Regions from separate parts of the Homo sapiens genome. Here region 2 is linked to region 1. Evidence: chromatin loops called from intact Hi-C (ENCODE). Cell type or tissue: transverse colon. All regions are shown on one strand. Each heading gives the region's core, and the rest is flanking DNA. Links, peaks and the distances in the headings are about the cores only. Region 1 overlaps ACVR1B (activin A receptor type 1B). Region 2 has its middle 2.4 kb from the start of ANKRD33.

Region 1 (2,806 bases), core at 255-2,754:
CTTGCCAGGGTTGAGGCCGCAATTCCTCATCCTAGGGATTTTTTTTTTCTTTTTTTTTTTTTGAGACGGAGTCTCGCTCTGTCGCCCAGGCTGGAGTGCAGTGGCGCGACCTCAGCTCACTGCAACCTCCAGCTCACTGCAACCTCCGCCTCCTGGGTTCAAGCAATTCTCCTGCCTCAGCCTCCTGAATAGCTGGGATTACAGGTAGGTGTCACCGTGGCCAGCTCATTTTTGTATTTTTAGTAGAGATGGGGTTTTGCCATGTTGGCCAGGCTGGTCACAAACTCCTGACCTCAAGTGATCTGCCTGCCTCGGCCTCCCAAAGTGCTGGCATTACATGCGTGAGCCACCGCGCCCAGCCCATCCTAGTGATTTTCAAAATAAGCTTACGGGACCCCCTGCAGGAACTACAATGGAGGTGGGTTTGGGGGAGTGGAGAAAGAGAAATTGAGCAGGTAGGGTGAGGGGGTGTATCTTGTTTATCTGAGTAAGAACTGCTTGTTTATTTGCTTGATAACCTGGATTTTTGTATAACCTTTTCATGGAATAAAAGGCTCCACACTTTAAGGAAAGCATGGAAACCTTGACCTTACTCAAGTTTTCTTTCTACGGGTTACAATGATGAAGGCAAACAGAGCTGTGCACCCCATAGCTATGCACTTTCTCTAGCATCCTCTATCTGGGAATGCTGTATCCAAGCCCAGCCCTTACCTTTATTGTCAGCAGCAATAAATCCAAGGATGTTTTCATGGCGCAGCATGACCGTCTGGTATATCTCTGCTTCCCTGAACCAAGACCGTTCTTCACGAGAAGAGAATATTTTCACAGCCACATCACCACCCCTCCAGCGGCCCCGCCATACTTCCCCAAACCGACCCTTGCCAATAATCTCTTGTAAAACGATGGTTCGGGCCACTGTGCGCTGGACAAAGAGGGGTAACCCTGTGAACCAAAGAATAGGAAGAAACCTGACATTGCAAATTTGACAAATTTTCCAACTCCCACACTAATTGGCACAACGGAAACACCCTTAACATGGTGTCTTCATCCTACGCTGTCCATTAACCATGGAGAGCTGCTGCTGCCCATACACATTTCTAGGTAATCTACCAGAGGGCTGAGCCAGGCGGAGAGATGGGGAAAGAGTGAACACAAACAGGAAACGTGTATGATTAGCTACTCCTTATCTAGGCAATTTCTCCTCTCAGTAAGCACGGATGATAGATTTGAATGTAAATGTTTGACCAGATTTACCAACTCTTCAGCCAGCCACCTGTGGGCCGATCCACCCACATCTGCTTTATTTTGGTGGAGGAAGGAAAGAGGGCAGAGAACATGAAAGTGTGGGCTCATGTGCTGGGGGCCACCTTCTGGCTGTTCTGCTTATTAGCCACTAGAGGGCAGTGCTGTGCGGCCCATGGGTTCCCATCTCCAAAGAGAGCAATGCTCTGCTCACAAGCGAACTCCAGATGTAGAATGGAGGACCATCTATGTTTAGTCTAAGATTAACTTTACTGTCTTTATAAAACTCAACATTGCTTCATTTGACTCATTCAATGTATCTCTATATATCCAATCACCCTTACCATCACAAGTGACTCTTAACTGTCTTACTCCCACCCCCAATCAAATAATTAATACATTATTAATCCCTAGGTCTGGTAGATGGGAACTACCATTTACTGCATGCTTACTATGTATTAGGCTCCATGCTAAGGGCTTTACATAAATTATCTCACTTCCCCAAACCACCTGGAAGGTAAGGCGCTGTTATCATCCCCATTTTATAAACAAGAAAACTAAGGCTCAAAGAGGAGGTTATGTAATATTCAAATTCATACAAGCAGTAAGTGGCAAAGCAGGGCTTAAAATCTAGGACTGTCTGACTCTATAATCTATGCTTTTAATGACAACAGTATAGAACCACCAAAATGTTTCTCAAATTAGCCCCCGCCTCTCCATCTCCGTCCGCCTGTCCTACTTTTGGACCTTCTCTAAAAGACTTCCAACAGGTCTTTTGCCTCCCATCTCAGCCTGCTCTTGCCCTGTGCACCCACACACACCCCGCCTCACCCCACCCTTCCCAACAGAAGGCTGGTAGTGAATGAATTCATCCTCCACACCACTGCCAGAATTCCTTCCAAAGGAAAAAATGAACATTCATTTCCCACATGGAAACTTTCAGTAGAAGCCCCTTACCTAGAAGATAAAGGTCAGCCCTCAAGATCCTGTACACCTGGGGCAGCCTGACGTCCCCCTGCTTCCCCAGCACAAGCACATCATGCTGGTCTCCTCATCATAAAAGTTCTTTAAACATACAGTGGACCTTCATGCCTTTGTCTTTTTACTCAAGGTATTTTCATTGGCCTGGAATGTTCTTTGCCCTCTCGCCTCTCTTAAAAATTCCAACTCATTCTTCAAGACTCCTTTTTTTTTTTTTTTTTGAGATGGTGTCTCGCTCTGTCACCCAGGCTGGAATGCAATGGTATGATTTCGGCTCACTGCAACCTCCACCTCCTAGGTTCATGTGATTCTCCTGCCTCAGCCTTCTGAGTAGCTGGGATTACAGGTGCCCGCCACCACACCCAGATAATTTTTGTATTTTTAGTAGAGATGGGGGTTTCATCATGTTGGTCAGGCTGGTCTCGAACTCCTGACCTGAGGTGATCTACCCGCCTCGGCCTCCCAAAGTGCTGGGATTACAGGTGTGAGCCACCGTGCCTGGCCTTTTTTTTTTTTTTTTTTTTGAGACGGAGCTTTGCTCTTGCTGCCCAGGCTGGAGTGCAATGGCATGATCTGGGCTCAC
Region 2 (2,806 bases), core at 79-2,578, 95 kb after region 1:
AATAGATTAGTTTCAGTGTGATAAATTAAATATGAAATATTTAAATTAAATGATCTGTTAATATAATGATAAATTGTTATCAAAATATTCTTTAATATTTATATTACATATTAAGCTTGATGGATTGGTCTTGGTCCACAGATGTAGAAAATGGAGCCAATGATATTCCCCCATTGGTATCACTCCCATCATCAGACTGTACAAGACCTCTCTCTTGTTTTGTTTTACTTTCTTTAGTTTCTCTCTTTCACCCTTAATCCCCACATCCCATTCTCCTCCACCCTTTACCAACTGGCACTTGTATATCCTTGAAAATGTACATTTCATTGAAAAAGATAGTACTGATTTGTGTGTTTTTATTTTATTTTTTTCTTTTTAGAAACAGGGTCTTACTCTGTCACCTGGGCTGGAGTGGAGTGGCATGATCATAGCTTACTGCAGCCTCAAACTCCTGGGCTTAAGTGATTCTCCCACCTCAGCCTCCCGAGAAGCTACGAGCTTCTCGGAGGCACACAGGTGTGTGCCACCGCGCCTGTCTAACTTTTTTATGTAGAGATGGGGATCTCACTTTGTTGCCCAGGCTGGTCTCAAACTCCTGGCATCAAGTGATCCTCCTGTCTTGGCATCCCACAGTGCTGGGATTGCAGGCATGAGCCTCCATGCTCTGCTTGTATGTGTTTTTAACTAACATGTTATGAATTGTGCTATAGAACTTATTCTGTTAGTTTTTTCTTTTTCACTTAAGCTCCATCCTTATTGCTTTAGGTGCAGTGTATCAGTTGGATGTGCATTTGGTTTTTAGTAACCAAAAAGCTGAATGGTATGTTGTCCATAATAGACGGGCTCCTCAACATTAATCTAAAACTGCTTTCAGTGTTTCTTCTGCGCTGCAGAAGTTGGAAAGCTAAAACAACCCTTCCCAGATTCCCTTGAGCTATGACTCTGTGGTTTGCGTCCTGCTCTTGTGCAAGATATAAATTTGGAACAGAGCTACGTAGCATGGGACATCCGTTTTGCTGTCACAGGTCATGGCAGCAGCAGCAAGGCTCTGGTGAGCAGCTTCCTGATTCATCAGCTTCCTGTAGTAGTGACTGTTGTTTTCTCAATCACAGGCAGAGGTCATGTGACTCTCAAAGCTGGGGGTTGTTCCTGGACCTAAGCCTGCTTCTCCATCCCTTTCTGTTTAAACTGATCAGATTTCTTTCTTTCTTTCTTTCTTTCTTTCTTTTTTTTTTTTTTTTGAGACAGAGTTTCACTCTTGTTGCCCAGGCTGGAGTGCAATGGCGCGATCTCGGCTCACCACAACCTCCGCTTCACGGGTTCAAGTGATTCTCCTGCCTCAGCCTCCCCAGTAGCTGGGATTACAAGTATGTGCCACCACCCCGGCTAATTTTGTATTTTTAGTAGAGACGGGGTTTCTCCATGTTGGTCAGGCAGGTCTTGAACTCCTGACCTCAGTTGATCAGCCCACCTCGGCCCCCTAAAGTGCCGGGATTATAGGCGTGAGCCACTGCACCAGGTCCAGATTTATTTCTGTTGTCTGCAATTGAACTCTGACACATGTAGCTTAAACAAAGAGGTGCTTGTTTTTAATACATGATAAAAAGTTCAGGAATAGGAAACTGTTGATGTTGGTTAAGAAACTTGTCAGGGCCTTCTCTGGGATTCTCTTGACTTTTCCTCCTTGGCACAAGATGGCTGCTAAACCTCTAGCCATCACAGCAAAATGGGATAGATGCACCCTATGGAATTCTATACAGCAGTTAGAAAAAAATCTATCAGATGATAAACCAGACATCTCTGATTATCTAACACAATCCCTGTTCATAACTCCCCTTCTCTCTAGTTACCTTTCAGTTAGGTGTTATCATGTAATGCAGTTTTGGCCAATGAAATGCAAACAGAAGTCTGATGGATAGGGATTCTAGGAAAAAAGTTCATGCTGTTGTTGTAAATAAATTTTCAATGCTGCAAGGAAATAGCACTCGAACATAAATTTAATTTTCTCAGCATGGCAATTTTTACTTCTATAGAAGGGTGCGAGTCGTGAATGGAACAATGGCAAGAGCACACCTGGACAGGAGAGGAGAAGGAGTTCTTATTCCTGACACACGGCCCTACTGCTGTGGCGTTCCCCTATTGGCTAGGGTTGGACCGCACAGCCTAAGCTAATTCCGATTGGCTATTTTAAAGAGAGCAGGGATATGAGTTAGAGTGGCGGGGTGGGTAGTTTGGCGGGAAGGACAGTTAGGAACAGGGAACTAAAGGTGACTTAGATCAGAGCAGGTGACCAGGGTGACTCAGGTCAAAGCAGGTGACTGGGATGACTCAGGTCAAAGCAGATAAACGGGATGAGTCAGGATGGAGCAGCTGACCAGAGAACAGATGTGAACTACTGATTAGGACTAGAGGGAAAGTTGTTTACTAAAACCAGGAGCAAGGGAACGGAAGAGAACCAGGAAGCTAAACTTTAAAATGGATAATCAAAGAATAAGAGAGCTGAACATACTGACATACTGATTCTTTGAAGAGAAACTTGGGGTTCACTATAATTAACACTGTCTTGATGAAAGATGTAGAGTGCACCACTTTTTTTCTTTCTTTCTTCCCTCTTTCTTCCCTCTTTCTTCCTGCTTATAGAATTCCATAGTGTGCATCCACCTCATTTAGCCTATCCCTTCTTCCTGCAATAGATGCTTAGGTTGCCTCCAACTTCCTGTCACTATAAATAATGCCAAAGTGAACACCCTCATACGTATCTAGTTGTGGACCCATCGGGGTCTCTGAGATCACTAGATCACAGGGC

What was found. Hi-C counts contacts between places; a loop is a spot of excess contacts. Peaks named below come from ENCODE experiments on the same cell type or tissue, not always from the same donor. Only the 100,000 strongest peaks of a DNase experiment are listed, where the experiment ranks them.
Region 2: it touches region 1 in a loop (6-fold over the local background); 82 of 110 quality-filtered maps call a loop at or near these places.

Annotation. Positions count from the first base shown.
Region 1 is chr12:51,979,105-51,981,910 of GRCh38, reverse strand. ACVR1B (activin A receptor type 1B) reads right to left here. Exons shown (of 9, transcript NM_004302.5): 4 at 712-942. Among named protein-coding and RNA genes, the nearest start is that of TAMALIN, 26 kb to the left of the region's middle. RefSeq lists enhancers at 1,131-1,180, 1,191-1,240. In transverse colon, for the core only: a CTCF peak has its summit at 1,367 (motif pointing right); a DNase peak (open chromatin) is centred at 1,398.
Region 2 is chr12:51,884,334-51,887,139 of GRCh38, reverse strand. No RefSeq gene overlaps it. Among named protein-coding and RNA genes, the nearest start is that of ANKRD33, 2.4 kb to the left of the region's middle. In transverse colon, for the core only: no CTCF peak of the experiment used is centred there; DNase peaks (open chromatin) are centred at 1,049 and 2,259; H3K27ac peaks cover 1,410 bases.